4 separate regions of the Mus musculus genome follow, and regions 2, 3 and 4 are each linked to region 1. Evidence: chromatin loops called from intact Hi-C (ENCODE). Cell type or tissue: left cerebral cortex. All regions are shown on one strand. Region 1 has its middle 16 kb from the start of 5031425F14Rik. Region 2 has its middle 13 kb from the start of Gm30908. Region 3 has its middle 31 kb from the start of Gm14268. Region 4 has its middle 32 kb from the start of Gm11468.

What was found. Peaks named below come from ENCODE experiments on the same cell type or tissue, not always from the same donor. Only the 100,000 strongest peaks of a DNase experiment are listed, where the experiment ranks them.
Region 2: it touches region 1 in a loop (8-fold over the local background); 2 of 42 quality-filtered maps call a loop at or near these places.
Region 3: a loop joins it to region 1, with 4 times the contacts of the local background. A loop is called at or near these places in 7 of 42 quality-filtered maps.
Region 4: it touches region 1 in a loop (5-fold over the local background); 2 of 42 quality-filtered maps call a loop at or near these places.

What each region holds. Positions count from the first base shown.
Region 1 is chr2:166,427,736-166,435,735 of GRCm38, forward strand. No RefSeq gene overlaps it. Among named protein-coding and RNA genes, the nearest start is that of 5031425F14Rik, 16 kb to the right of the region's middle. RefSeq lists an enhancer at 1-925. In left cerebral cortex, no CTCF peak of the experiment used is centred here; DNase peaks (open chromatin) are centred at 2,387, 4,637, 5,036, 5,414 and 2 more places; H3K27ac peaks cover 1,884 bases.
Region 2 is chr2:166,479,973-166,487,972 of GRCm38, forward strand. No RefSeq gene overlaps it. Among named protein-coding and RNA genes, the nearest start is that of Gm30908, 13 kb to the left of the region's middle. In left cerebral cortex, a CTCF peak has its summit at 3,777 (motif pointing right); DNase peaks (open chromatin) are centred at 2,960, 3,478, 3,830, 7,496 and 1 more place; H3K27ac peaks cover 2,302 bases.
Region 3 is chr2:166,354,686-166,362,685 of GRCm38, forward strand. No RefSeq gene overlaps it. Among named protein-coding and RNA genes, the nearest start is that of Gm14268, 31 kb to the right of the region's middle. In left cerebral cortex, no CTCF peak of the experiment used is centred here; DNase peaks (open chromatin) are centred at 929, 1,448, 3,468, 5,451 and 2 more places.
Region 4 is chr2:166,238,227-166,246,226 of GRCm38, forward strand. No RefSeq gene overlaps it. Among named protein-coding and RNA genes, the nearest start is that of Gm11468, 32 kb to the right of the region's middle. In left cerebral cortex, no CTCF peak of the experiment used is centred here; a DNase peak (open chromatin) is centred at 3,303.

The DNA of each region.
Region 1 (8,000 bases):
CTGAGACACTGAGTACACATTTTAAAGTTTAAGAAACATCGAATAATCGAAAGATCCTGTCCATCAGGAATATTGGTTACACACAACAGGAAACCGGAGTGGATGGCTTTAAATGGAGGGAATTAAGCTTCCATCTCTTAATAGCTTAACGATGTCATCAGAGCCCAACTGTCAGAATTCTGCATCCTTGGCTTCTCTGGGTTTCCTCTCGGGATCATTCCTAGAGCACCTCCTGCTCCCACTGTAGGATGGCAGCTTAACCCAGTGGAAAAAGAGTCTCTGTCTCCCCGAAGCCACAAGTCTCCATGCACCTCACTGGCCCTTTATGTGTCATGGGCCTTTCTCTGTGTCAGTGAGAGGAGCTGAAGGAAAAAGAGCTAGTAGCCTCGGCCACTTGACAAAGGGTTAGTCCAGCCCTCCTGAGAGCAGGAGATGGATCCCAGAGAAACTGGGACGAGGCTGTGGCGCCTTCCGGGTCGGCACCGCAAAGATCATGCATTTGAGGGATGTAAACAGAGGTAAGATGTGGAGAGGTCGTCAGGTACAAAGATGAGACTCCTTACCTAGAAGAGTTCTCGGGTCAGATACTGTGACCTCAGAGAGCCCTCTCAGTGTGAAGACACAGCAGGACACGACAGGACAATGAGACAGAAGATGCTAATGCAAATAACCGGGATGGGAAAATGGATTTTTCTAAACAATGATGTAAAAAGGATGTGGTCACCAAGATCAAGGAGAGTCAATTGCTAGCAACGGTAGCCAGTTCAGGTTCAATAGACAACTACAAACTGATGGCAGGTTCACAGGCTGGGAGGGAAACCTGACGGAGTTCTCCAAAGGAGCAGACCTGAGTCAACTCTGGAGTTCTAGGGTAGGAGCAACAGAAGGCACAGAGGACTGCGCCTTCAAGCACTGTCAGAGTGGGTCTGTCCCTGCATCTAGTTACCCAGCCAGAAGGATAAGATTATTCTTCTTCTTCTTCTGATTCTTCTGATTCTTCTTCTTCTTCTTCTTCTTCTTCTTCTTCTTCTTCTTCTTCTTCTTCTTCTTCTTCTTCTTCTTCTTCTCCTCCTCCTCCTCCTCCTCCTCCTCCTCCTCCTCCTTCTCCTCCTCCTCCTCCTTTTCTTTTCTCTCTCTCTCGCTCTCTCTTTTACATATTTGTGCACTCACTATGTATGCTGTGTATGAAGGTCAAGGGTATTGGGTGTCTTCCTCTATCACACCCCAATTGCTTGGGAGAGTTCTCGTGTCATTTTGTTTTGTTTTGGTTTGGTTTGGTTGGTTTAGATAAGATCCCTCACTGAACCTTGAGCTCACTCTTTCAACTAAACTGGATGGACAATGAGCCTTGGGGACCTCTGCACCCCAGCTCTGGAATTACAGATATACACCATCCTACCTAGAGTTTTTTTAACCTTAATTCCAGAGAGGCAAACTCAGTTCCTCACGTCTGTGTGGGAAGTATTTCCCCACTGAACTGTCCCAAGTCCAGGAGAAGCCATCTTGATTCACAGGTCTACAAAGGAACCACTCAGCTGACAGAAGTTCCCTAAGCCAAGGTCAAGATGCTTTCTCTTAAAATGCAGAGAGGATGTATAAGAGCAACAGGCCATGGTCCCAGCCTTCAAAAACGGATTATGGCTGTAAATCACAACTGACCATTGGCCACCCGGCTCCAGTCAGAGCCTGTAGTCTCCACCTTTTGTTGGGTTGTTTAGAAAGGCCCAGAGAAGCAGGGCCTCCCCCTCATCCTTATATACTCAGGAGCCAGTCTCAGACACACCAGGGCCAGCCTGTATAATCCTCATTAGGCCTCTGTGTGCGACAGTGAAAACCACAGAGCCAGCCTGGAGAGCACACACTGCAGGCAGTGGGACACCATGCAGAGGTTAAAAGAGGCACACACGGAGCTTTAAGTGTCCTTGCGAAATATGGCCTCTTTAGTGCATGCGTAGTGCGATGTATTTTATGCCTAAAACATTTAAAGCCAAGTCGAAGGAATCTATGCTCGTTGTCTCCTCTGAATGACTTCTCTCCATTGTGAGTCATGCATGCGTCTTCAGATAGCTTCACAGTGTGGGTTCTCCCTGTCTCTGTCTCTCTGTCCCTCTGTCTCTGTTCTCTCTCTTTCACGCACACACAAACGCACGCACGCACACACTGCTAAGCAGGCTTCTGCTTGCCCCGTTTTTCTGAATTCTTTTGGAGTTTGGTTTGGTTTGGTTTGGTTTGGGCAAGGTTATTGGGGAACTATCTCTCCTCCCAGCAGCATTCCACACATCGTGATTTGTCCATTGATTGTGTCAGAGCTAGAGAAGGAGCTGTCAGCACAGCTGTCTCCCCGCAGGGACCTGGACTTCCTCCAGCTGCACAAAACAGGGATAACAACTGTCACATGCAAGCCTGAGATGACAGCCAAGAGGAACCACAGCCTGGAATGGATGGGAGAGGCAGGTGTGTCCAGAGGGAAGTGAAACCTGGCTGGCACGTCTGCCTGGAGAAGCCTTTGTCCTCCTGTCAAGGCTGCTGAGGCGTGTAGCTACCTGTTCCCTCCAGCCACAGTGGACCTGGAACCCAGCAGCAAATAGACCATTCTCGTTGATATTCTTACTTCGTTTTATAACTGCCCCATCTCCCAGGCTGCACAGCCGACATCTAATTTATTCGTCTGTTGCTATGGTAAACAAAAGCAGCTTAAGGAGGAAATGGTCCGGGGCACAGACCATCATGGTGGGGAAGTCCAGAAGGCAGGGGTTTGAAGCACTTGGCCATATCACATCCACAATCAAGGACAGAGATTCATCAAAGCGATTCTGGGTCCTCTCGAGTTCACACCCAATGTGGGAAGCCGCCCTCACATTTGCCATTATAAGATGGCGCTGACAGCTGTGTTCTAAGTAGTAAACATAATCTGCACACGTGCAGGGGCAGTTTTCCCGCCATGTGTTCTGCCTTTCCCGTGATGACAACTGGGCCGATGGGCTGCAGCCAATCAGGGAGTAATACGTCCTAGGCGGAGGATAATTCTCCTTAAAAGAGACGGGGTTTTGCCATTCTTTTTCTCTCTCTTGTGCTTTCTTTTTCTCTCTCTTGTTCTTGCTTTTTCTCTCTCTTGCTTTCTTGTTCTTTCTCTTGCTTTCTTGTTCTTGTTCTTTTTCCTGCTCTCTTGCTCTCTTGCGCTCTTGCTCTCTTGCTCCTGAAGATGTAAGCAATAAAGCTTTTGCCGCAGAAGATTCCGGTTTGTTGCGTTCTTCCTGGCCGGTCGCGAGAACGCGTGTAAGAACCCAATACCAGCCTTCACACCTCCGTTAACCTGACACCCAAATCCATCAGTTTTAAGCCATAGCCTTTCACCTCTTCTCCCCATTGGCTCAGAACCATGTTGTAACACAACTTGCATTTAGTCTGATTTTAAAGTCCCCGTAGACTTTAATGATGCTTTAAAAGTTTAAAATTTCTTGACCGTAAACTATGAAATAATTTTTTAAAAGCTACATGCTTTCAGTATATAATGACAGGGTGAACACTCCTATCCTAGAAAGAAAGAATACAGACATAGCAGGGAGAAACTGGACCAAATTACAGTAAGAAAAGCATTATATCCTTCAGGTCTGTGTCTGGCATTTAGGGCTTACGATGAAATCAGCTGGGCTCCGAAAGACTTAGGTAGCCTCACCCCTTTGAATCTACTCCTGAGGTGCACATGGACTCTTTCCTGTACTGGCTTTACACTGTGCCCACAGCTCACACTATGCCCACAGCTCACACTATGCCCACAGCTCACACTATGCCCACAGCTCACACTATGCCCACAGCTCACACTGTGCCCACAGCTCCCTGTGGTTGGCATTCCACAGCCTTGGCATCTCCAATATCGTCTCCACTGCAATTTGGGATTCACCATCACGGCTTCACAGAGTGGCCTCTTATCACCTCCTTCCTGGGACTCAGACCTTCCCACATACTGCCTGGGCTCAGAAGGACAAAGGCTCTCCATGACTCCCCTAATCTTGTGTCTCCCATGCTTGTAGAACCAGAACCACGTGGACGACCTTGAGGTGTAGCCTGGCCACCTTGGGCCCCACTGATATCAGCCTCTGTGTACTGACCCCGGGGATACACTTCCCTAGACAATTGCCCTTGGGGAATACTGAACCCTCCTGGCTAGGTTTCTAGTGCAAAAGGAATTTTTTTTTTTTTTTTTTTTTTTTTGGTAACAACATGAGGCATCTGATGGGTGATGCTTTGCTCGCAGGACATTTCCCTCTTGTCTGGGTGCAGTACAAAAGGCTTCACTTCCGTGTGGTTTCACTTTAACAGCTACACCTGCTTCTTCGGCACCGGGCCTGGATGCCCTCCCATCATGAAATTTCCTCTTCTAAACAAATAATTCCATTATCTTTTAATTCACCTTCACACAAATACCATGGTATGGGCAGAATGAAACCACGGCTATCAGCTGAAAGTATCTTTGTTCCTCAGCCAAACGGAGCCCAGGATAACAAGTGCAGGAGCCAGACACTGAGTCACAGAGCCTGCTACCACCCGCCACTCTCCAACTTCAAAAGTGATCTCCGTCACTTCTTCTGTATTGCGCGTCTTACAATGGAGTCCCAGGTCCAGCTGGTATGGACTGCGAGGCACAAAGAAAGCAAATCCGAAGGGCTGGTGGCTGCCGGCTCTTTTCCAGGCATCATTTTGGCCATATGTGTAACTGTGTCGGATTCCCCCGACGCAACCGGCATGACCCATTGGGTGTGTGCATCCGAGTCAGGAACATGTAACTACAAACACGGTGACATCCTTGGACTCAAATAGCATGCCTGGTGGCTGGTAACCCCTCGACAGGAAGCATAGCAGTTTCTTTCTCTTTTCATCTCTCCTCTCCAAACATCTAAAGTTTTAAGCTCTGGCCCTGACACTCGGTGTCTCAAGCACTCTTCCCGAAGCCCACACCCACATCCACCCCCCATTCACAGATGTCTCTGCTACGCCTGCCTGCTCTTGGCCTTCTAACTCAGAGAGCGCAGCCTTCTGTCTCCCTTGCCCGCCTCCCTCTTGCCAGCAGCTGCCGAGATCCTGAGCCTGTTGCTCTCTCTCTCAACTTTCAATAAAGTCATCCTTTAAGTTCCCCGAGGAATCCATTTTTCAATGCTTTGATCTATAGAAACAAGAACCTGTCTCCCTGGGTCACAAGGTCCACACTCAGGAGGATGGAGCTCATGCGAGGACAGGGTGCCAGGAGGAAGGAATCTCCGGGAGTCCCTCTGGAGTGGCCCACCACCCTGTCCCTGTTTCATTTTAAAGAGCTGTTAGACCACATTATGAGTAATTGACAGACAGCACGTTCCTCCAGGCCCATATTTTAGGAAGAAGCTCCTGAAAATAGCCCCGTTCACACCACGGCTGTGAAAAGGAAAAAAAAAATTCTTTTGCTTTGCTGGCCTCCAATTCAGGGAAAGTGTGAGATTCTGAGAGAAGCGTCCTCCAGATTTTAGCTGAATTATGTCTTTTCTTTTTTTTCCCCTTCCAACTGGTGTCTTTCTGTAATGTTGGGGACCGTGGGAGCATTCAGGTTGATTCTCTGCCCTCTTTTTTCCTCTTCATTATGAAGAAGAAAAAACAAAACAAACACCTTGGCCGCCCGGAGTGTTTCGTAGTTCCTAGCAGGGGTCTGACTGTCTCTCTGTTCTTTCACCCTGACTGATCTCCTTCAGCAGAGGTTCCAATGCCAATGCCATGATCAAGCCCCCTGGGGTGCCCTGGAGATGAGAGGTGCCAAGTCTACCCCCTTTCCAGAGCGGTGACAAGTTGATTTGGGCACAAGACCAAATTTGACTCACCGGGCTCCGGGCAGCACTGTCCCCAAGCCTGGTCCTGCCACTGGTGCTGACCCCAAGCCTGGTCCTGCCACTGGTGCTGACTGAGGCTGGCTCTATCAAAGGACCAAACCTGCCTAGCTCGGTGGAGTCTGAATGCCGGGCCCAGTTTCTGGCCAGGACCACAGCTGGGTTCTGACACAGACCTGGTACCATGGAGACGAGGCAACAGACAAGGAGATGACTCATCTGGCTGAGAGCCCAAAAGATGGATGCCAGGCCTTCCCGCAGACAAAATAAGATTACGGAGACGGAGAGCAAAAAGTGTCTGAACTCAAATGCTAATGCTCTTTAATCCATCCACTTAGAAAGCATCTGCTGAGATCCAAAGCATCTGCTGAGATCCAACGCATCTGAGAGAGCGCTATCACACTCGGGAGCCCATTTCCAATTCTCTCCTCCCATCCCTAATGCAACAAAAGCTGTCACAGACACTTTTCTGCACCCCAAGGTCCCGTCACCCACCATGGCAGGGTCACAGCTCTCCACTACTTGTGACTGTCTGGGTACTTGGACATGCCGGGCCGTGGAGATCAGAGAGGAGGACGGTGCTGTGTCCGAGCGAATCACTAAAAAGTCCAAGAACTCCTGCTCTGGAGCTGGAGAGACAGATCCATCAGTAAAGACTGTTTGCCATACCAACATGAGGACCCCAGTTAGGGTCCACAGCCCCCACAGAAAAATGCAGGCACAGCAGCACACATGTGTAGTCCTAGAGCAGGGAGGTGGGCACAAGAGGATCTTGGTTTTGCTGGAGAGCCAGTCCAGCTGATCCAGTGAGCTCTGGGTTCAGTGAGAGACCCTGACTCAAGACAATGAGGCAGCAAGGGATAGAAGGAGATAAGCCAAATTTGACTTCTGACCTCCACAAGCACACGCATACACACACACACACACACACACACACACACACACACACACACTGTGCCAAAGTGACTACAGGAACATGCATTGAGATGGTAGAATTGAGAGATGGCAGGGATTCTGTCAGCCTAGAATTCAAGAATAAAACAAGCCAGGCCTTCCCACCCTCCATGTTAGACACAGAATGCCTCTGTGCACAGCCAGGGTGATTCAAGTGGTGTTCGCTGTTACTGTGTCACGTGGCTATCTGAACTAATAAATCCCCTCCCGCACCCTGACATACCGTCTGCAGACACATTAAAAGCTTACAACTCCCTTCTAATGCTCCCTCGGGGGAAAGTGGCTCTCAAGCCGTCCTTACAGAGACACGGGATTCCTCCTGACTGACAAGACAGCAGCTGATGTGGGTAAACAGAAATTGAGCCCTGAACTTGCTCGGAATGAGAGAGGAGAGAGGTTTTTACAAAGCTCCAACACTGGGGACAGATGCTTCGCCAGCTCTTTCGTTGTAGATGTAAACAGGACAAGAGCTGTGTGCATACTTTTCTAGGCCTAAGTTTCAGATGAAGTAGCAGAAGGAGCCACCTTGGGGTATAGGTGCTTGGTGCCATGTGGAGATTACATGAGCTGAACAATTGATGCCACATGCAGTGTGACATTCACTCTATCACCACTGTTCAGTGTGATTGATGTGTGCTGTATCACACTGGTGTACAGTGTGATATATGTTCTATCACCACTGTACAGTGTGATGTTTGTTCTATCATACCATTGTGCAGTGTGCTATATACTCTGTAACTATGTGCAGTGTGATATATATTCCATTCTATAACTGTGTACAGTATAATATATATTCTCTTCTATAACTGTGTGCCGTGTGGTGTATACTCTCTAACTGTGCACTGTGATGTATCTGCCATTCTATAACCGTGTGCAGTGTGATGTATATTTTACTGCAGTCCTTTAGACAGTAGGAGGAGACAGGTAAGAAGAGCATCCTACAGTGGAGTGTGGACTGGGCACTCATTGCCAACCACGGCTTCAGAGAGGGAGGGAACCTCCCACTGCTTTTGTTGACCCAGCATCATAGTTGGCTTCGGTTTTCAACTGAACACAAACTCGAGACACATGGGAAGAGGAAATCTCAATAGAGGAATTGCCTCCAGCACATTGCTCTATGGACATATCTGTAGGACATATTCTTGACTTCGAATTTTAATATAAAATGGCCCAGCCCACTGTGGGCAGCACCATCCC
Region 2 (8,000 bases), 52 kb after region 1:
TTAGATTTGGGAACAAAACACCCATGGAAGGAGTTACAGAGACAAAGTTTGGAGCTGAGATGAAAGGATGGACCATGTAGAGACTGCCATATCCAGGGATCCACCCCATAATCAGCATCCAAACGCTGACACCATTGAATACACTAGCAAGATTTTATTGAAAGGACCCAGATGTAGCTGTCTCTTGTGAGACTATGCCGGGGCCTAGCAAACACAGTAGTGGATGCTCACAGTCAGCTAATGGATGGATCATAGGGCTCCCAATGGAGGAGCTAGAGAAAGTAGCCAAGGAGCTAAAGGGATCTGCAACCCTATAGGTGGAACAACATTATGAACTAACCAGTACCCCGGAGCTCTTGACTCTAGCTGCATATATATCAAAAGATGGCCTAGTCGGCCATCACTGGGAAGAGAGGCCCATTGGACTTGCAAACTCTATATGCCCCAGTACAGGGGAACACCAGGGCCAAAAAGGGGGAGTGGGTGGGCAGGGGAGTGGGGGTGGGTGGATATGGGGGACTTTTGGTATAGCATTGGAAATGTAAATGAGTTAAATACCTAATAAAAAATGGAAAAAAAAAAAAAAAAGAACCCAGGGCTGATCTGGAGCAGAAATAATGGCCACTGTGGCTCCTACAGAGCAGTGACCTATTCCTGGGATGACCTCTAAACTGCTGGAGATGGTGGTGGGCTCCACAGCCAGCACAGGGCTTGTGGCATCTCAGCAAGTGGGCCTATGGTGGCTGCTGAGGTTCCACAGGTTGGGATGCCTGGAATTGGGGCGATGGGAATGGGTACCCTAAGTGAGCTAACTTGGGTGTTGCTAGGAGGCTGTGTATAGACGGTTGCGATTCTGGGGTTTCTGTTGCACCTGAGGGGTATGATGACTACTTGGGGTAACCTGAGCCCTGGTGGAATCTTCAGGCTGGGAGCTTGGGGTTAATGGCCTTCGTCACTCAGAAACACAGCTGTCTGGGGAGATGGGCACCATGGCCCTCTGTTAGGAACAGCTGTACATAGGCTTGTCAGACAGATCCTTGGACTGTGTCGGATACTGCCATGCTTTCTCATGTGCCCTTGTTCCCTAGCAACAGGACCGTGACAGACATGTTCTGTGTGTGATGTCAGGGCTCCTGGCTCTACCGAGCCATGTGACATGGTTCTAACCACTGGAGGAAGCCAGTTCCTACTTCTGAAAAACTGGGCTTCCCTACTTAGCCTCTTCTTCCACTCCCTCCTCCCTCTTCTTTCTTGATTGAGGCCAACAAGGGGCCAAGCGTCTCAGAAGTGGAGGTCACAGGAGATACCAAGAGGGAGGCAGCAGCTTGGGGTGGGGTGGAGTGAGACAAAGTGCTGGGCCTGACTTGTGTCACAGGCCTCCTCTGTCAGTGTCTTTCCTGTCTTGATCTCTCGCTCCTTTCACTCAGTCTGCCTACACCTGGCCTGTCCAATCTCCCAACTTTCTCATCTTGTCGCCAGCATGGAATGATCCTCCCTGCCCCCCATCCTCCCACCCGACCTCGTCTTAATTTAATTATAGTACCATGGCTGCCTTGTCATACTTGGAAGTCAGAGATGTCCCAAGAACACAGGACCTGTCCAAGCCTCTGATCCAACCTCTTGTGATTGCAGATGACCCCCTTCCTAGACCAAGGTCATGAGCACTCTAGATGCCAAAGCTAGAGGGGGAGATTCAGACCGCAGCACAGACTCTCAGGTCACCCGATACATGCTGGTCCCTCACCTGGAGCAGGGGTGGAAGATATAATTCAGAAGTCAAGTGGAATCAGGGAAGACTGGAGTTTTCAAGCAAGGACAGACAAAAGAACTCAGGTCCTGTGGGTAAAGGAGACACAGAGGCCAAGTCTACAACCATAAGCTGTGTCCCACGCCCCTTTGCCCCTTCTACCCATACCTAAAGCTGCAGTTCTGAGACACTGGGGAACAGGCCCTGCCTGTGGCCCCACCCTCCCGGAATGTCGACCCTAAACCGCCCCCACAGAGTCACTAACAGAGTCACACTCCCAAAGGTAGGAAGAGTACAGACGGGGGAACAGACTCATGTTGAAGGACACAATGTGGAACTCAGACCATCACTTCCCTTCCTACTGACCAGAACGCAGCCTTGTGAACACTTCAAGCCATGGCGCATGTGAGAACATCTTTACACTGAGAAATAGGAGGTTGTATTAATATAACAGCAGACAAGGGACACCAAGGGGCATCTAGAAAGTTCTACCCAGAAACGTTTAGCAGGATAAGCATTACTGGGCTACCCAGGCCTTGCCAAGTGCAAGAGGACGTTTTAAAAAGTCATCTCTTGGAGGGCCCAGTGTTCCAGGACTGACCCCAGAGTGTTCAGTAGAAGCCTGCCCTTTAAGGCCAGCATCACTCCCGTTTCACAGATAGAGGGGTGCCTGCCTCTCCCAGTGCCAGCAGACAGCCATGCCAAGGCTTCCTGCTCAGACCCTCTACTGGTTCTGATGTGGAGCCTCCCTTTCTTCGACTATTTGGTTGTTTTCTTCTCCACGTATAAGAAGAAAAGTGAAAAGACACCGATGATGCATAATTTGAACCCTGGGGTCTGTGCCTACTGTCTTCAGTCTCCATGTGGCTTCAGAATACCTTATTTAGTGGATCTTCTTCTGGAAAGGGCTATGTCTGTGGCTTACAAGAACTAAAGGCGTCCTATCTGATCAATTCCTTATTTGCTGTGGTGTGTGTGTGTGTGTGTGTGTGTGTGTGTGTGTGTGTGTGTGTGTGTTGCTTGCCTGTCTGCCTGCCTGCCTGCCTGTCTGTCTGTCTGTCTGTCTGTCTGTCCTGCCTCCATGTCCCATTTCCTGGGCTACCTTGACTTTGCATCCTCCCTGTGATGTCAGAGGAGCCATGAATCACAGTGACAGCTCTCCCAGTATCCAAGAGACCTCTCCTGGCTGCTAAGTCACCGTCCCCCATCCCCCACCGTCCCCTGTGAGAACCAGTCAGTGTGTTGAGCATCAGCTGAGGCTTCCAGATTCCATGGGGAATGACCCCCATTGTGTGTGCTGAGGACCAGGCAGCCTCTGGCTAACTTCTTGCTTCTCGGTGTCCTGGGAACCGGTGCTGTTTGCTCCTGTCTGGAGCCTCTGTGGCTGAGCCGAGCACAGGCTGCCCTGGCCAGTGTTTCCATAGCTGCCTCCAGGCTCCAGACCCCAGGCTGCTGCAGACTGTGAAGGAGGCCTCTCCTCTGCCCTCTGTGCTCTGTGCCATCTGCATGACTAAGCTTCCTGCCTTGCTCCTTCGAGTTGATGTCTCTCTATCTCCTATGGAGGGACAAATTATTTGCTCACTGACAGTGGCCTAAATTTGGCAGCAGCCTCAGCAGCATCTGTAACAAACCGGAGCCAGGTTGCCACACTTGATGGGGACAATTCCAGGCATGTCTCGACAGCCCGAGGATGTAAGGATAAAAATTACACCAGCCTCCAGCCGTGGCCGTAAGAGGAGTCTTGGCAGAGGAGGACGTGCAACTAAGAAGAAAAGTAAGGCGCTCTTGCCATGAAAACCTGGCTTGATTTAGCAAGCGCTCAAAAGCTCCTTCAAATGAGGTCACAGGCTCCCTGGGGAAAGAGCTACATCTAAGGAAGAGCAGCTCTCCCCCCTAACAGTCCTGAAGCTACATTGTAGATACAATTTCAAAATTCATTTCCACTGTAGTCCAAACTTAAAATGAAAGTCACAGATAGTATAATCTATATAGTTTTTTAAGATTTGCTTTATTATTTTATGTGCGTGTGTCTGCCAGTAGGGGGCATCAGATCTTTTGGTGATGCAGTTACAGACCTCTGTGAACCACCCAACACTGGCACTGGGAACCAGATTCCAGCCCCCACCCCTGATAGAGCAGCTAAGCGTACTGAAACTCTGAGTCATCGCTCTGGTCCCACACATGATCCTTTTGGTTCTGTTTTTTAAATTTGATGTCCAGGCTATAACATAAGAAGAAATATAAGGGAAAATAGAATAGTCGAGGTAATTTCAATGTGACAATGTCTCTCTTCCCACATGCAAATGCCCAGGCACAAGTGCCCATGAAGAACAGGTCAGCTTCCTGACCAAGACCAGTGACTAGTGTGTTGAGTTGGTCTCTCAAATGCCAAGTGTCATGGCTGCTGTTAGCATTCCTTCTAAGCTCCGCCCAACAATTACCTAGCAACAGCCAGTAGGCCTGGCTTCCTATAAAAGGGACAGATGGGCCTCTCTGACTCTGAACCCTGATTCCCTTTGCCCTCCTTAACACCTTTCTCTCCCCGACCCTCACATGTTCTTGGCCTGGCCAGCCTCTTCTCCTCTTCTCTCTCTCTCTCTCTCTCTCTCTCTCTCTCTCTCTCTCTCTCTCTCTCTCTCTCTCCATCCCCTCAACTCTCCTTCCCATGCCTCCAAATGAACTCTATTCTGTACTAGACCTATCATATGGCTGGTACCTAGGAATGGAGGGGAGGGATGCCTCAGCATAGGCTGGCTGAGGTACCCCCTCCCACCTCACCATACTGTGCTCCATAAAACATATCCTTTTTATAAAAGCACATCAGCTGCTGAGATCACCTTAGCAAGGTTTGGAGGAAATCCAGGTGAAATGTTGCTTGCCAGTGTCCATGAGAATTCCTGGGGAGCAGCCATGTTTGCAGAGACTGTGGCTGTTTAGCACTGTGGTGACTTGGAGAGGTTGGAACCAGGCAGGTTCCAGAGCCGATTACCTGACCTTGGGCTAGATCTAGCCATCTGTGACAGCCATTCCTTGCCCATCTCTGTGTGTGGACTAACAACTTGTGGCTAGTAGATAAAAAACTTGGGATCTACTAACTTAGCAGACTACTGGATTCCACGAATCCAAACGCTAGCAATGTCATCAGACACATCTGAGACCTCTAGGACAGCTCCCCCCATCTCTCTGCAGCCATCTGTCTGATGTACCCACCCGTGCACTCTAGCCTTGATTTATGACTTTCTCTTTTCTGTAAAACCATAAAAACATCATGAAACTGCTTCTGCCTTGGACCATGGAATCTGGGATAACTCAAATCTGTGTTCCTTAGCCACGCTCACTCAAAATGGCTACAGAATAAACTATCTCACGTTCCCCTTAGGCTCAGAATTGTTTTGTTTTGTTTTGCATTGACAGTAAACACTAGAGTCACCACTGGCCTCCTTCCTGGTCCCCTGTCATGAGAATGACCTCCATCCACACCCCTGCTGCCACAGTCCAGCCGATCGTCCTGCCCCTCCACTCCTGGTGCCTAGTCTGATGCGGCAGACTGAACTTCCCTAGGACCACGGGCCAGAGCAAATCTTTCTTCCCCCATCTTCTGCAGGACTGAGATGTCGTCTGCTCACATCTTAGCTTCAGGGCTGGCAGAGGATGGAGATGCCTCGGGCTGTGATGTATCCCAGGAGCTTCTTCTGTAGCCAAGAGAGGACCAGGCTGAACACAGAGGTTGACAGCAGTGGCTGCTAGGAGCACACACGCACACACGCACACACACACACACACACACACACACACGGGCTCACATGACCAGTGGGTGGAGCTAGTTGGGAAGGTTCCAGGAACATGAGAAGGTGGGATGCAGCTGGATGACCTAGCCTACTCTGGGACAGTCCTGGGACAGTCCTTTGCTGCTTAGTCCTTTCCCTCTCTGTGGATGAAGATACCCTCAACTGCACACACCCAGTGCCGCATCGCTCCCCTGGGTGTGTGGACCCAAATGACCCTGGACTGACTTCCCCTAAGCCAGGAGCCAAAGTAGCAACGTTTTAGTGGAGAGATGCTTAATGGAGGAACGATTTGTTTCAGCTCATGGCTTAAGACAGCCCAAGATAACTTTAGCTCTCAGTCAGCAAATTCCATCTTTCCACAGTCCGATGTTTTATTTAGCCAAGGTCAAATGGTCTGCAGGCTCCTCAGGATAGTTGTGGCTTCTCAGGAGAACTTCAGTTCCAGGGCTCAGATCCTTGCAAGCAAGATTTACTAACAGCTGGAAGCAGCTGGCAGGCCTCTCAGAACTAGAGCAGGATGCAAGTCTGCCTGGGGCACACCTGTCCCGGGCACTGGTGCAAGGTCACCCAGCACTAGCAGACCCTCCCACTGACTGCCTTCAGCTCCCTGATCCATCATTGCACCTCTGAAGAGGCAATACCCCGCTAGCTCCACACTGCCTACATGTGGCTGCCTAGTTCCACAGGTTGAGGCCTTCTAATGCCTGTCTGCTGAGTTCCTCTTGCCCTGTGCCTTTCTCTGGATAGTTTTCCACTCTGACCAGGATGAGGCGGGAAACCTAGAACACAGAGGCCTCCAGGGGCCTCCTGCCCCACTCCCAGGTATAAAGAACAGAATCCTCATTCCCTGAGTGAGCCAGACTCCTGAAGTCTGAAGGCTGCACACACACACACACACACACATGCATATCACATACACACACATGCATACCACACATCCACACTGATGCACACACACCCACACCTACACTGATGCACACACACATACACACACATGCATACCACACACCTACACTGATGCACGCACACACACATGCATACCATATACACACACACAATGCATACCATATACACACACACACATGCATACCATATACACACACACACACATTGCATACCATATACATAAACACACATGCATACCACACACCCACACTGATGTTCACACACATACACACACATGCATACCACACACCCACATTGATGCACACACACATATTCATACCACACACCCACACTGATGCACACACACATGCATACCACACACCCACACTGATGCACATACACATGTGCACAACACACACACATGCACACTGATGCACACACAGTGATGCACACACACACACACGTGTGTGAATGCACACATTGGGTGCTTCCTAATGGCTAGAAAACCTCCTTTCCCTCTCTATCCCTCTGTTGCAGAAACTCCCTCAGAGCTAACATGTCAGTCTCGAGGGGCTTGAGGCTCTCCACCAGAAGCTGCTTTCTCGGTATTTAACTGTGTCTGTGTGGGTCCCTGTGCACACGCTCACGTTCATAGGTATGTAGATTGCTCACATGTTATCTGTTACTAAGATACATCAAGACAACAATATTAATCACGATTTTAAAAAGCCTGTCAGTCTAACCTCATCTCACCGACTCGGTGCATTCTTATGTCCAGTCAAAGACACACACATGCACCAGGGTGGTCCCTAAGGACAGCATCTCCTAGAGACACTCTGTGTTAATGATAACACTGCCCCGTGGTGCTGCAGTGCTCCGAGATATTTTCAGATTCTATGATCAACTAGGATCAGCCACAATCAGGACTGGAATAAATATCTTTGAATATTTGTTATCCAAAGCATATGTATGCATACATATGCGCATATAGATGAGCCTCGGTTTCTATGGGACACTTTCCTAAAAATAGGGACTACTTGGGTGGAAGAATATGCGTATGTTTAACTTAGAGGTCGGTGGCTTCTGCCTGCAGCAAGATAAGACAGGGTTGGGATGAAGGAGCCATCTAACACTGCGTTGAAGGGATACGGAGAGCCTGCTGGCTGGGGAAGGGTCCTGGGAGTGTCCTGCTGAGGGAACACCACTAGGCAGAGAACCTGCAAAGGTACAGCAGGAACAGGGGACCAACAGGGGACTCCAAGCACAATAATAGCAGCAAGAGTAACAGCAGCTGAGACTGCGGAGCTGGCTCAGTCAGTAAAGCATTCGCCTTCAGACTGCGAGGACCTGGGTTCAAACCCTGAAACCAGACAAAAGAGTAAGAGCTGGACATGGTGGTCTGCCTGCACTTGTGTCTCCAGAGCTGCGGAGGCAGAGGCAGGCAAGCCTTGCTTCGAGTCTGTGACAGATGGCAGCATGCCAAGCAGCAAGGGTGAAACAAGGCTTGTGGCAGTGAGGCCAGCCGGTTGTTTCATTTTGAGGTGTACAATGGCCCAGCCCATCTGGAGAGCTCCAGAGTG
Region 3 (8,000 bases), 73 kb before region 1:
GTCGCTGCCCATCTCCAGGTTCTGCAGACAGTTACTAAAATAACAACTGTGTATCTGGAGAACACCCCAAAACACCCACAGAGGGTCTTTTGGGAAACGGCTATCCCGGCTCAGCCCCTGAGCCGATGCATCTCTAAGGGATTCAGAGCTAGAAAGATTTTTCTAAAGCCTCCTATGATTAGAGAGCTCCCACCCCTACCCCAGACTCTGCACTCCCCTTCTGCCCTCTGCCCTGAATGATTCTCAGGTGACATTTGGGGCAATTTGATGACCCAGGCCATTTAGGTCTCGGGAATGTTCTGTCTCTGTCTAGCTGTCCCCTTCCCTCCTCCCCGCTTTTTTTTTTTTTTTTTTTTTTTGGAGACAGGGTTTCTCTGTGTAGCCCTGGCTGTCCTAGAACTCACTCTGTAGACCAGGCTGGCCTCGAACTCAGAAATCCACCTGCCTCTGCCTCCTAAGTGCTGGGATTAAAGGCGTGCGCCACCACCACCCGGCTCCTCCCCTCTCTTTCTCTTCTGCCCCACTCCCTACCTCCACCCTCTGCTCTCCACAGCTCTGAAATCACCAGCAGGGTTTGCAGCCCGAGATCTTCCTCATACATTTATTCTCTCCACGTGGAAGGGGCCACTAATTTCATCTCTGCTCATGAAGAGTCAAAGATTCTAACTGGTGATACTGGAATTTGAATGTGAAACGCTCCCCATTGGCTCATGGATTTAACTGCTTGCTCCCCACCCTGACCCCAACTGGTGGTGCAGTTTAGGAAGGTTAGAGCCTTTAGGGGGAAGATCCTCTGTGATGGAGGGATGGATCACTGGGGCGGGCCTTAAGGTTTTATAGCCCGGCTCCACTTTTTTTTAAACTCTCCTTCCTGATGAGGAATACCATGTGACCAGCCAGCCTCCTGTTTCCTGCCTGCTCCCACACCTTCCCTGCCTCCGTGGGATGATCCTCTCGACTTGTAATCCAGAATAATGTCCCTTAAGTGGCTTCGTGTGAGGAGATTTAAATAAGAAAAGTCACTAATGCATTTTGAAATGCTCATCCTATCTGGGGTCAGCCAAGCTGCCTCCAGCAGAGAGAGCCCCGGGAGTTGTGGATAACAGAGACATTTGTGGACCTCATAGTTATTATCAAGAGCTTCCTTATGGAGATGGATGGCAGACCCAGCTCAGGTCTGTGGAGAGAAAGGGACAAGAAACCCTTCCTTAGAGAGCTTACTCTCTTTGGGGGAGCGGGATCATTCACAAAGAAGCAAATGAAGGCATCACCTCTAGCAACATGAACAAATGAATGGCTGAATGAATGAATGAATGAATCCCGGGTTTCCATGGCTTTCCATAAACAAATTTCTTTTCATCCTTCAAGGCTTGGCTTTCCTCTGTTCCACCCTGGCAGCCTCCCAACTCTGCAGTACCTATGTTTCATCCTGTGCCCCGCAGCCAACTGCCAGCAGCTGGGCTGTGGGGTGGATGGCTACAGATCAGTGAGCATGTGTTTGTGTTCAGGAAGTGTGACTGGGATGGGATCATGTTTACATAAGCTGCATGACAAGTGGATGCATTCGTGTCCGTGCCCATGGAGGAGGCTGTGAAGATGGGGCGCAGTGGACCGTATTTTGTGGGTTGGAATGATGTCGTCTTTGGCAAGGTTATGGTGGGTGATTACCAAAGGGGACACAGACTACACTGTCCTGCTGGTGGCCCAGAGCTGCAGAGGAAGAGAGATTTCTGCCTGGCACTGACCTCACAGCAGCGGGGAATAGAATAGGGGAGAGAGCCCCACAAATCCTGATGGGGCATTGTGCCCTGCCTCCTGGAGTTCCTGGAGCCATTTCAAGGGAAGTCCGAGGTTACCTGTGTAAGCCATGGATGTACGTGAGGCAGCCCAGGTTGATTTGGCAATTGCCTGCCAAACCCCTCCTCTGTGTAGGTCATTTAAGGCCCGAAGTGCCTGCCTTGTGGAGGCCATGGCTGCCTTAACTGATCGACCATCAAGGACTCCCTGAGATGGGCGGAACCCACGCAGACCACAAGGCTACCCGGCCCTGTCGCTGTGAGCTCTGCCTTGTTAGATAGATGGCTTGGTTCCTTGGCTCGCTGGTGCCCTTTGTGGGCAAAATAAAATAAAAGTTAGATGCCTATTCCAATAGCGTGAAGCTGCGTTTAGACAGTGTTCTCCGTAATGCTAGCTGTCAGGGTCATGGTCATGGTCATGGTCACTGCAGCATTCCCACGCACAAACCTGAGAATGGTGCTGCCTTAGACTCCATGATCATGATACCTGCCTCTCCTCTCCTCTCCTCTCCTCTCCTCTCCTCTCCTCTCCTCTCCTCTCCTCTCCTCTCCTCTCCTCTCCTCTCCTCTCCCCTCCTCTCCTCTCTTCTCTTTCTCTTTTTCATTAAAAATTATTTATTTGTTTGTTTGTTTGTTTATTGTATATGAGTACACTGTAGCTGTCTTCAGACACACCAGAAGAGGGCATCAGATCCCATTACAGATGGTTGTGAGCCACATGTGGTTGCTGGGAATTGAACTCAGGACCTCTGGAAGAACAGTCAGTGTGCTCTTAGCCGCTGAGCCATCTCTCCAGCCCCTGCCTCTCCTCTCATATGGCCACCTTAGAGGCCCCAGAAGACTCTTGGGGCTCTTTCCCCTGTCCCTTACTCTGGACACCTCTTGTCAGTGGCCCAACATGCTCTATTCCTTTGAAATACTGGCTTGCCCAGCATTAATGGAAACTCACTTATTGTCTCCACTTGACACTGGATGCCAGACGCCTCAGCCCCCTGAAATGTCTACTTTCACCCCCCCACCCCCAATTCGACCTCCACTGTCCCAGAGAATATCATCAGATGAGGGAGGCAGGCATCAGTCACAGGCTCAGAGTCCTGGCTTGCTCCTCACACCCTCCTTCCACTCCACCACTAGCAGTTATCCCTCCAAATCACTGAGATTTCTGTCAGAAAAGTCTCCTGGACAACAGCCTAGCTCCTTGTCCTGTTCCTGGGGAGGCTGGCTAGGTGGGTGTGTCTCTCCGTGAGGTCAAAGTGCAGATCCCTTGGTGGGAACCAACACAGTGACTGCTTGGGTAGGGTACGGTGGGACTGCGCCAAGGTCCTGGGCTGAGGGGACACAGCTTCTCTCTCCAGGTCCATCCAGGTCACAGCCGTGGCTGGAAGCAGCTTCAGGCTCTTGTGCTTGGAGGCCTGGAAGCACTTCACACGTGGTTCCAGATGACAGCCAGGCTCTGTGCCGTGAGGCTGTGCAAAAGTAAATGCACTCTAGGACGAGCCAGGCCACCCCACCCCCATGCACACTTCCCGTTCTGACATCTACCATGAGTTCCACCCTGATGAGTAGCCCTGGGCATCAAGTCAGGCCTGCTGTGAGAGGATGCTGTGTAACCCTGGCTGGCAGAGTCTGTGGCTACGTGGTGATGCCCACACAGCAGCCACGTCAGCTTCATGTTGGCTGGGTCCAGTTTTGAGTTTCAGAGTGCAGATCCACACTTCTGGCTCCCTCTACAGAGATCACACACTCAAAGCCAATCTCCCACGGAGTTTTTCCTGTGGTAAAGCCTCCTTCAGGAGGTGCGGGTTCCAAGTCACATTCGGCAGGGCTGAGCTCCTCCTGGCTGGCTTCTGCAGGGGCTGAGGGTGCAGCACCCCTTCTGCAGTTAAGTCTCTAGTCTGCTCTGGAAGCCACCTGCAGTGGTGATGTGCTACAGCAGCCTGGGTTTCTGCAGGTCAGATGTGTGCCGCAGGCCTGGCATCCTCTCTCCTCACTCCCTTCCAGGCACGTGGGATGCCTGTCACACAGCTTCCATCTCCCCTCAAGTCCAATAATGGATGCTTCTAGAACAAACTCCCAGCAGCCTCCTCCAGAAAGTCCTCCCACAGCCCCCCTCAGGCAACAGAGACAGATGACCACACAAGGAGGATGCATGTTGTTTTGAAGATGCTTCCAGCTCAGGCCTTTATGTCCTACTGTGGAATAAAGAAGGGGTGTCCAGAATCCAGGGACTCTCCTCTGGTCTACCCTACTCCCATTTACCCAGCACCAGCCTCCCCCACCCCCCACAATACAGATTATACCTAGAGCTGACCCCAGGACACCACTTCCCACGAATACATTGAAGTATGGGAAGCAGAGGACATACCAAGAAATATGGGCCAAGGGTTTCTGAACCTTCAACATCATTAGACCAACCACATTCACAGGGCCAGCCCAGAAGCCACAGGCCACCGCAGTGTATGAGACTCTGGCTGCTCCGGTCCTTCCCTGGCACTAGTTACTCACACAGAGCTGTCTCATCCTTAGCAGAGGTGCTGCCCAGGAGCCTCCCAGGGCAGGAATGGAGACAGCTTCCACCTGGCCATGTCTCCTGTCTACCGGAGGCAGGGACTCAGATGACAGGGAAAGCTGACCTGGAAGTCACATGTCAGCTGTTCCTCTTTCTAACTGTACCTTCACGGGTACCAGCTTCCCTGAGCCTCTGAGTCCTGAGGTGTGGAGCATGGGTAATGACATTCGCTCCATGGGATGTCATAGTAGTTAATGAGCTACTGTTGTAAAGCCCTTGAAACATAGCTAACACAGGTAGTTCCTGGAGCCATTCCTAGGTTTAGTCCTAGGGCACACTGGCTACTCTACAAAGCTGTCCTTGGATCTGTTCCAGAGGGACCCTGAGCACTGGGTTCTAAGGGTGGCAGAAAAGACAAGCATACTCCAAATGGCCCAGAGATCCGGGCACATCTGGATGCATCGTTTCTCTGTGAGAGTGATGAGCGTGTCTCTCCCACACTGCTATGAACATCAGTAATTTTAGTCCTTGATTAAGGAGTCACCTGCCTCAAGGGCTGATCATATTGTGTGCCTTCAAAGAGCCAACGTGCCTTCCCCTCTGTGAGACGTTCAGATAGAGGAGGTGTTGGGATAGGGACAAGCTGGGGACAGGGTGTGTGCTTGTATGAGTCTGATGGCTGGGATGTAGTTGAGTGTGCAGTGTGCTGACGTCATTGCCTCCCAGTGATGCAGAGTCGATGGCATAGCTGTACTGAAGACGAGGTCCAAGGTCCAGAAGCCATCTTTGATGAGGTTGAAGCCAGCTCAGCATGTCAACTTCCTCTTCAGGGCCGCGATCGTGTCGAGGAGAAAGCTTCCAACAGCCCTTCCAAGCCCTTCAGCACCAGCAAGCATTTGTTCTGCTCTGCCTTAGGAGAAGAGAATACAAACACTGTCCAGCGTCTCTGGGGCCTTGGGTCTGCCCAGAATGCTTTTGCCTGGCCACATTGGGAGATGTGATGTTTATCACACTGAAAAAGGATAGCAGCCTCTTCAGCGCATCAGAAGGTGAAAATCAACGTCAACCAGCCATGACGCCCGGTAATCAGCTGGGAGGCGGGCCTGCGCTTGGCACTTTGCCCAGTGCAGCTGTCACCCTCTGCACGCCTCTGCCCGACTTGGGATGCACAGGGACAAAGAAAACAATGCCTGCCAGGGCTTGTGGTGGCGCTTTTCATATCCACTCTAGTGCCATTTACTCCACACCCCATTAATGCCGTCCTTTTAAAAAGCAAATCCTCTCTCCAGCCTCAGGGTGCATGCCAGAGAGGACTTAGTGAAGTGCGGAGTTGAGAAGTCACTACCATCGGAGCCAGGACGTCTTCATTATCCCCTGACACATGCCTCACTCTTGTCAGCAGCTTCTTTCTCGTCACCAGCCAACCTCTGTCCCATGGGTGCACCTGGGATAGAGGCTTCATGGAAATAGAATCATAAGAAAGGTGGCCTGTGGGGCTGGGGGATTTCTTTAAATAACATTATTTCAAAGGTTTGTCCACAATAAGGCAAGTGCCAGCACTTGGTTCCTTTAAGGATAGAACAATGGCTAATTGTACAGGCGACCACAAAATATAAATCCACCCTTTGTGACGGTGTATTTTTTTTTTCTATCTCGAGACAGAATATTTTGTAGCCCAGGCTGGCCATTAACTCCTGATCCTTCCACCCCCACCTCTCAAATACAGGGGTTAGAAGATTCAAGGAATGTGGAGTGTGTATTTGGGGGTGGGCTTGCTCTGCCTTTCCAGGCACACCTCTTTTCTTCTGCATCTTCGTTGGTTTCCAGCCTTCCAGAATCTTCTCTCATATGCAAGAATTCCAACAGAGTCATGTGTTTGTCTCTGGGGAAAACCAGCCATGGGCCTCATTTTAATGTGGGCACTAAAGCACCCTGACACAGTAGGGAGGAGCCCACGTTGGGAGAAAAGCCAACCTCCCAGTCTATGTTGCTTTCGTCTCTTGGGCCATATGCCACTGAAATGAGATTTGTAAATATTTTGTACCCAGAAGCCATCTGCAGATCTAATAGTGAGGAGCCTGGTGAATTTGTGACATAAGGTGTTTACTGAGTGTGTGCTAATTACTCTTGTATCAAAACAAATCTTGTTCTTCAGGAAAGGGGTGTGAGATGGGGGGTGGGGGTGGGAACACACCGCCCACCCATATCTGTGGTCTGGCTTTTGGAATTTCAGTTATCTCTAACTAACTGTGATCTCAAAATGCTAAATGCAATTCTAGAAGTAAATAGTCAGACACTGTGGGCTGCGCTCTGTGGCAAACAGTGGGAGGAGAAGGTTTCATTCCATCCTCCCAGGATGCAATCAGCCCCTTGGCCAGCTCATCCACACCGTATGTGCTACCTTCCTGTGAGTCCTGCAGTGGGCATCTTGGTGATTGGCTGGATGCTCTCAGTGTGGCCAGGCTTGGGCTTCATAATGACCTGGACACATTTGTAACAATGTATTGTTACAGTCCCATGGCCATGCTTGGGTTTACCCTTCCAATGCAAAAGTAATGATGCTTATACATTTGTAACAATTTGTAACAATATGTATTGTTACAGTCGCATCCTGGCGGCTTATCCTCATTCTCTTACTGTTCCCATTCTGCTTGGTCACAGGTCTGTTTATGCAGAAAACCTGGTGGGGTCCGAATCCCTCTTATGTAGTAGTACATCATTGTTGAGACCCAGCCGACAGTCTTCCTGAGAGCCTGGGGCAGGAGGGTGAACCCGGGTGGGCGTGGCACAGTCTGGAAGGCTTGAAATCTAGAATGTGTGATGAAATGGAATGGAGGGTGATTGTGGGGCACTGGAGGGGGAGTGGGGAGGAACTGGTAGAAGGTGATTGAGAACTGAAGGGAAGAGGATATTGCACAACACAGAAGAGAGACCCACATGTGGAGGCCCGCTCCTCTCTCCAACCCCTGCAAGTTCAGTACCAAGCATCAAGCATGAACATGCAGGTTCTAGGCCCTTCCTAGGGCGGGATTTGGGTGGGGGTGGGGGCAGGGCTCTTATTGGGTGAAGATAGGAAATGGGAGGTTTAAGTAAGGTGTTCTCAGTGTAATGGAGTGTTGTCTAGATGGTCATCAGGGGACAGGGAGAACACCCCTGCCAGTGCGGAGGACACTTTGCTGGGAGGCTGGGAAAGGCCTTTCCAAGTGGGTGGACATGAGAAGTAGCTGTGGTGTCAGTAACTAAATATAGAGCCTGCATGCTGGTCACTGTCCCAGGAGCTGAGCTCTTCTCAGCCCACCAGCCCAGTACACCTCATTCCAGAAGGCTCCTCTGTCCTTCCCTAGCCCCCGTTGCAGCCGATGCTTCTGTGAGCCTTAGACTCTACACGCATGGCTGGAGAAAATAACAGCTTCTTCCAGGCCTGGCCCGGAGCAACCCCCAAGGCCCAGGGCCAGGTCTGAATGAAAGGCGCTGTCTGGGGGCTGCCCGGTTGTAGTGAGGGAGAAGATGGGGCATTTCTCATGGTTTGTCTCTGCCAGGCCCAGGCTGAGCTTTCGATGTGGCTCTGGCTTAGTCTGAGGTCTCTTGGGCCAGCCCTGGCTTGGTCTACCTGATGTCCATTGCGGGGATAAATCACTTTCTTCCCTGGGGAAGATGAGCTCTCTCGTCATCTCATAATCCTAAGATGCCAGCTT
Region 4 (8,000 bases), 190 kb before region 1:
GCTGAGACTTGTGTTTTCTCGGGTGTGACACACTTAAGAGGGGGTAATATATAAAAGACTGTCACAAGTCAGGGAAGAAGTTATGCTTACCGGTCGGTCCCTTGAGCAGGAACCAGTACACAACACAAGGCTACCAGCAAATGCTCAGGTTGGAGCAGGCAGAGGGAACAGGTATGCACAGAGGTCTTTAGGGTGGCCTTTGAAGGAATGACAGGGTGAGGCAAGCCAAACAAGTTTAGGGTTGGCTAACTGAAAGTTTCAGAGGGTTCTGGGCTGTCCCTAGCTGCATCCAACCTTCGCAGGGGCATTTAGAGCAGGTGTGCAGTGACCCAGTGACCAATGAGAATGGTGCTGAATCTGCTCTGGGCTGGATCTGGTTTGTACTGAGACACTGCAGGCAAGCAGTCTGGAGGTTGGCCACCCTGGCAAAAAGCATTGTCAGAAATTGTCACCATTGTCAGCAAGGATATTAAATGCTGAAACACCAGAATACACAGCCTAAAAGGCCTGGTTAGAATGCACACAGACAAAACAAACACACACACACACACACACACACACACACACGTACATGCACTCGCACATACCAACACATGTGCCTTCTCCATCCTGGAAGTAGCCATTGCCTCCTTTTCCCAGAGCAGGCCCTCTGTGCCCTTTAATTGCCAAGAGCATTTTGGAAACTTCAGTGATGTAGTTAAAAAAAAACAAAAACAAACCAAAAAACCCCCAAGTGTTATAATTATGCACTGTTGTGTATATTTTTGCCTTTACATCTTACTTGGAAACTACAAAAACCAAATAGAGGAAAACAAGAGGCCCAGGCAAACAGCCAGCATCCCGTGGGCAGAGCCAGCCGGGGCTCAAAAGGGAGGGTGGCCTCTTCAATGTCACTGGTTTTTCCACTTGCACAGGGGAAAAGGCCCTGGCACTTGCCTACACAGGTATCCCCAATGGCCACCACGTTTCCCGTGCTGTATCCTGGGAGGCCTGGTGAGGAAGGAGCCTGCCGTGTGTGAGGCCTGGTTTAGTCAGCCCTGGGTTCTACTTGGGAGATCATGGGTTCCCCTCCCACGGTCCATCCCAGAGACCTCCACATCAGTGAGACACCAGAAGGTCTGTGTGAAGATCCTCTGATGTCTAAGAGTGGGTATTAACCTGACACACCCAGTAAAAGGGAGCCCCAGTTGAGACATTGCCTCCATTAGATTGTCCCCTGGCCACACCTGTGGATTATTTCTGGGTTGCTACTTGATGTAGAAGGACACTGTGGGCGGTGCCATCCCTAGGCAGGTGCTTTGGGGCTGTATAAGAAAGCTACCTAAGCATGAGCCAGGGAGTGAGTCAGAAACCTACCCCAGCACTGCCCCATGGCCTCTGCTTCAGTTCCCACTTCAGCACCCTGTTTAAGCTCCCTCTGGATTTCCTCAAAGATGGATTATAAGCCAAGTAAGCTCCTTCCTTCCCCACAAGCTACTTTCAGTCCGTGTTTTATCACAACAGCAGAAAATTGAACTTGCTGTAAACCACTCATTCTCAAAGGAAAGGCCTTCAGCTGCACAATGGCAGAGGACATGCAACACAACAGAGCCTGTTCTTGAACAGACTTTGTGAATGGGGTCTGGCTGTTTGTGCTAAGGAAAGCTTTGCCTCCACATGGCTGCATTTACTTAGTTTTTGATTGACCCTGGTACAGCCAGTCTTTCAGTAGCAGCTGCTTCAGCCAGCCAGCGCTAAGAAGTGTCAACAACTGTACCTCTTCCTCTCTACCAACTTCCCTGCCTTTCCCAGCAGACAGGGCACGGCCTTTTCTTCTTTTCTTGAGATTCGGCTGTGTGTGAGTGTGAGCCTCGCATGTGGCTGTTTACGTTTGTGTGAATGCGTGTGTATGGAGGTCAGAGGACAACCTTGGTAGCCATCCATCTTCCTTTCTCTTGCTTGCCTGGAGCTCAGCAATTAGGCAAAAGTGACCTTGGGGATTCTGTCTTTGCCTCTCAGGGCTGGGATCACAAGCACAAGAGGACACCCTGGATTTTGGCACAGAATTCATGACCTCCTGCTTGTGAGGCAAGTACTTTGTCAGCTCAGCTGCCCCCCACCCCACCCCAGCCAAGGACCTGAAGTATTTAAATATGCATAGAGCACTACATTCAGAGCAAAGCCCGCTCTTCTTAGCATCCCTTGCAGCTCAGTGCAGCTACAGCCTCCCTTGCAGCTCAGTGCAGCTACAGCCTCCCTTGCAGCTCAGTGCAGCTACAGCCTCCCTTGCAGCTCAGTGCAGCTACAGCCTCCCTTGCAGCTCAGTGCAGCTACAGCCTCCCTTGCAGCTCAGTGCAGCTACAGCCTCCCTTGCAGCTCAGTGCAATGTACAGAAAGAAAATTAAGGTCTCGTAGACTTCAGAGAGAGTTTTTAAGCAATGGGGTTCTTTAACTCCTACCTTTCTCTTGGTCTCATGGCTCTGTGTGTAAGAGTGCCACTGATCTCCAAGTGGCCCCAGTGAATGAGGACCACCTACTGAGTGAAACAGGAGCCTTGGCCTTGTGGGGCTGTTTACTCTCAAACAGTTCTACCAGAAGAAAACCACAGCTGGATTGAGGTCCTCACTGGTACAGAAAGAAGCCTTAGCATGGTACTCTGCTGCCTGACTCACTCAGAGAGGCCACTCTGGGGTCCTTGTGGGAAACACCACCCCATATTAGAGTAGCACAGACCATGTTTCCTGCATCTTGACACCGCCTCACCCCTGCAAGGCAAGGAAAGACTCAGGCTTTGGAAAATACAAATATAAATTTTCTCTAGATTTTCTTTCTCAGCCATGAGCAAAATCTTTGTGTGATGACACCGTGATTAAAAAGAGGGTTCAAGGGCTGGAGAGATGGCTCAGAGGCTAAGAGCAGTGGCTGCTCTTCTAGAGGTCCTGAGTTCAATTCCCAGCACCAACTATAATGATATCTGGTGACATTTTCTGGTGTGCAGGCAAACATGCAAGCAGAACATTGTATACATAATCAATCAATCAATCAATCAATCAATCAATAAACCAACCAACCAACCAACCAACCAATCTTTAAAAAGAAAGAAGGAAAAGACAGTTCAATTCTTATTCCACACAGAAAATAGGAAAAGAAAAAAAAATCCAGTAGCCTGATCTGAGTCAGACTCCCTGCTTTTCCTGCACTCCCTGTGAGGATAAGAGCCCACGTGTGTGTATGCACACCAACACACACTCTTGCTCATGCACTGCGCCTCACTCCCCATCCCCCCATGCCCCCTCTCTCACACTCCCTACCTCACCCCTCATCTTACTCACTTCAGTTTAGGGAGGGGGAGGAGGGACAGATGGCACCTTGGGATTTCTGCTGGGGCGGAGGAGGATGTAGAGGGTGGGAGGATGCTGCAGAGGGTTGTAGCTTTGTCTCTGTGCCTCTTCCATATGTTGGACTGGGGGCTTTACCTTCCTCCAAGAAGCCTATCCATCATGGGACCCCACCTCAATCCCTGAAGCTCCTGCAGTTCCTGCTCTGGATAGAAGCAGTTCATGGTCCTGAGGTCCTTCTCTCCCCATTCATGGTGATCTCTGGGGTTGAGGCAGGGCTAGGACCCCTCACAACCAATCAGAGTCACTTACTTCATTCTCTGGACCATCCTGTCAATGGCCCCGGACAGGGAGATTCTGCTATTGAGTACTTGGTCGCAGCAGCCCTTTCCATGTGGACGTTCGCTCCACGTCTGGATTTGGTGGAGGAGTTGGCTTGTCGTGGCTGACTAGGGGCAGCGAAGGGTGAGGGACCCTAAAATCGGGCTCACTGACTCCGGCTTTCTGGATAGACTGTGGTGACGAGGAGGTCTGCTCGGAGTATAGCTTAGTAGGGCTCCCTGTATGGAGCCCTCCACTTAATCAGCATGAAACACTGCCTGAGCCAGGAGAAGACGGCCATCAATGAAAGGGGGCCATGGGGACTAGTGAGTCCTGCCCACAAGGACCCCAATCGTTCCAGTTAATGTCTGCTCTTGGGTCCTGAGCAGGTAAGTTTTGGGTGACAATCTTCCTAGGGTGAGTATGAGGCACAGATGCCACGGAGCTATGCTCATAACTCACCCTGTCACCCTGGTTTCTGGGCTGCTGTCTCTGCATCCGCATTTCTGTAGATGTGAACAGCCACACATGTTGTACCTCTAAACAGGTAAAATATATCTTTTTCCGTTGTTTTCTCTTCTTTTGTCTTCCTCCTCGGCTCCTAAAGGTCTGTGTGGAAGGCAGCTTCCCCAGAATCTATTTCTCAATAGCACAACACCGAGAAGGATCAGATGGGAGAACACACACACACACACACACACACACACACACACACACACACACACACACATTAAAACGACTCCACGCAAATGGCAAGAACTACTGGAAAACCTCACAGCAGCTGGGAAATACTGCTGGGAGGGAGAATAGTGCCCCACCTCCACAGCTTTGTGAGTTCCTGATAGCATCAACACCAGTGCCTCCTGCTCTGTGAAGACCCACTCTCGGACACCTCCCGAGCCACCTGGACCTTGCTAAATTCCAGGCTCTGCTCAGAAGGGCCTGGGAGGTTCCCAAAACCTTCTCTTAAACAAGTGAGATGGGAAAAGCCGTTAGCTGGAAGTGAGGCTTTGTGAGGTCACCCGCAGTCCTCGCTGCAGCCTGAGAGACTGGCCACTGGCAGGTGACCTTTTCCCCAGGGAAATGACCTCTTGGGTGACTGAGCTTTTGGGTGAGCGACCTCTCCAGTCAGTGATTGCCTCAGTAAGTGACACTGTCAGGTATGAAATGTCCTTGGGTTGGAGTCCTCTTCAGGGCCACCTGGCAGGAACACGGTGAATCTAGGATTTAAACGCAGATCTCTTCGCGCCTACAGTCCCCAGTCTAATACCATGGTGACTTCAGCTGCCCAGATGATTTTTTCCAATAAAATTTTAGTGTATTTCATCATGTCTCAGTAATTAATCATGGTTGTAAAATCATGGAAAATTAATTATGAGATCTACTCCCCTTCAGCAACCCTGAGCTATGAACACTGACCTTGTGTTAGCCTGTCCTGATTGAGCTGAAGTGAGATACTGTCACCGATGCCTGGCTCTGGAAGGAGAGTCAATGCCAAGCATCCATCACGTGAGCTCTTACCGCTAAGAGCTCGGCAGAAACCAGAAAGCACTTACAGCGGCCTCAGACTGCAGCGATTTTCTTGGTTCCAGCAGAACCTTTGCCAGAGAGTAACCCAGGCCTGCAGTGTTTGCTATCACCTGGGAAGGGATGCTACCGGGTGCCACTGAAGACAGACTGTTTCCCTGGGTGGGAACCCTAAGCCAGGCCAGCTCAGCCTTGGACAGACCCCCACACTAGAAAATTCCACCGCGGATGCGCCTCACATGGCTGGGCTCTGGGGCCAGGAGGATGCACATCAGTTCCTGCGGCTCCTTGTCTTGGTGGGGAGAGAAATCACGAGAGAGAACCCAGAACAGGACTCTGGGGGGTGGGACAGCCAAAGGGAGGGTCAGAGGTCAGAGGCCAGATGTGTGTTAGTGAGCTCTGCTCCGTGCCCACTCTTGTCATGATCCATGTGTTTGACAACTTGCTTTGAAGGTGGTGGGACAAGTAAATAGAATTTCCAAAAAAGTCCTCTACTTTAACAGAGAAAAGCCATAACTCCAGGGGACCCAAAACTGGAGTTGAACTAGCAAGCAGGCTCTGCTGCTGGGGAGACAGGGTTTCTTAAAGGATGGTTTATCTACCCATCTTCACTGTGGGATAGGGGCATTGTGGGGTGGGAACACTGTGGGGAGGAAACACTGAGGGGTGGGAGCACTGTGAGGTGGGAGCACTGTAGGGTGGGAACACTGTGAGGTGGGAGCACCGTGGGGTAGGAGCACTGTGTGGTATGAACACCTTGGAGTGGAAGCACTGTGGGGTGGGAACACTGGTGTGATAACACTGTGAGGCAGGAGAACTATGGGGTGGGAACATTGTAGGGTAGTCACCCTGTGAGATGGGAACACTGTGAGGTAGGAGCACTGTGGAGTGGGAGCAATGTGGAATATGAACACTGATGGGTGGGAGCACTGTAAGGTGGTGACACTGGGTTGGGAGCACTGTGGGGTGGTAACACTGTGAGGTGGGAGCACTGTGGGGTGGGAACACTGTGAGGTGGGAGCACCATGGAGTAGGAGCACTGTAGGGTGGGAGCACTGTGGGGATGGTAACACTGTGGGACAGTAACACTGCAGAATGGGAACACTGTGAGGTAGGGGCACCGTAGGGTAGGAGCACTGTGTGGTATGAACACCTTGGAGTGGAAGCACTGTGGGGTGGTAACACTGTAGGGTAGTAACCCTGTGAGATGGGAACACTGTGAGGTGGGAGCACTGAGGGATAGGAGCACTGTGGAGTGGGAGCAGTGTGGAGTATGAACACTGATGGGTGGGAGCACTGTGAGGTGGTGACACTGGGGTGGAAGCACTGTAGGATGGTAACACTGTGAGGTGGGAGCACTGTGGGGTGGGAACACTGTGAGGTGGGAGCACTGTGGGGTGGGAACACTGTGAGGTGGGAGCACTGTGGGGTGGGAACACTGTGAGGTGGGAACACTGGGGAAGGAGCACTGTGGGGTATGAACACCGTGGAGTGGGAGCACCATGGGGGTAGGAGCACTAAAGGGTGGAAGCACTGTGGGGTGGTATTACTGTGGGGTGGGAGCACCATAGGGTGGAAACACTGTGGGTTAGGGACAGTGTGGGATGGGAACACTGTGGGGTGGGAACACTTTGGGCAGGGACTGAACTCTGCTCTCCCTGAGAAGCCCAGGATGTCTCCTCACAGCCGATCTCTCTTGTGTTCTGTGAGCAGCTGGTGGGAGGATGCCAGCCTCACCTCCCCCTCGGCCTCCAGAATTTCCTCAGAGCCTCCCTGTCCCATGGGTCACCTTAGGTGCTGGACACAGCATGACTTCAGAATACCTTGGAGGTCTAATCGTAGCATCCAGACATAAAGGCCAGGTTGGCTTTGGGAAGGTGCAGATCTACAGAGACAGTCTGGGGGACCTGGGCTGTAATCGACCGGTCATGTTGTGTGACACCCGAGCCAGAAGCAGGTGGCAGATGGCCATAGAGGACAGAACTCTGTAAACAGCCCTTTGAAGCCTCCAGGCCTCCAGACCAGGCAGGATGATCTCGTGTTTCCTGCCTCCTCTCCCAGGTCAGCCCTCACACGATGGCGATGGCGAGTGCTGCAGTCCACCCACCTGCCTACACAGGGCAGCACCTCTGGGGGTGGGGTCAGCCCTGGGGACTGCTGGGTAGGGAGGTGGAGCAGGACCAGGTGAATGGTTGCCTGCCATCCTCCCACAGGTGCCCAAGGCAGGGATGTCACTCAGCTGTCATCTCCAGTCAAATGGGAGGAATCCTGACGCTCTTCCCCCAATTTTGCTGTGTTGTCTTGAGGGTACAAGGAGGCAGGAGGCCCAGCAATCTGGGGGCCGAACGAGCACAGTGTGTGCAGGACCTGGGCGGTTTCTGCTGTGACTATTTTAGTTGACTAAGAGTTGTTTTATTGCAATCCAGGGAAAGGAAAATTCTGTCCCTTTGTTGTGAAACAGTTTTTGCGTGACACTGACTTAGCTGAAATTAGTTTTTCTTATACAAGTGTATCCCCCTGTAGTGAAACCTGAACCAGCAGCTGAGTCAAGTCTCTGCTGGATGGGTGGGGGCACTGCCCAAGGCCATTTCTATGCCATTAACCATCAGGCAAGACACATACATACCGATTCCTTCAACAAATGTCCACTAACCCCCTACCGGGCTCCTAGCTCAGTGCCCAGAGCAGAGTATCTGTGGGGTGACCCAAACGTAAGCCATGAGGATCTGGGGGCAGATGACAAGTCAGGGAAGCCACCTGGGATTTCAGCAGAGATGGTGTGATGAGGGCGTGAGGGTGGGACTGGGTGGGACTGGATCCCTGCAGGGGCAGCAG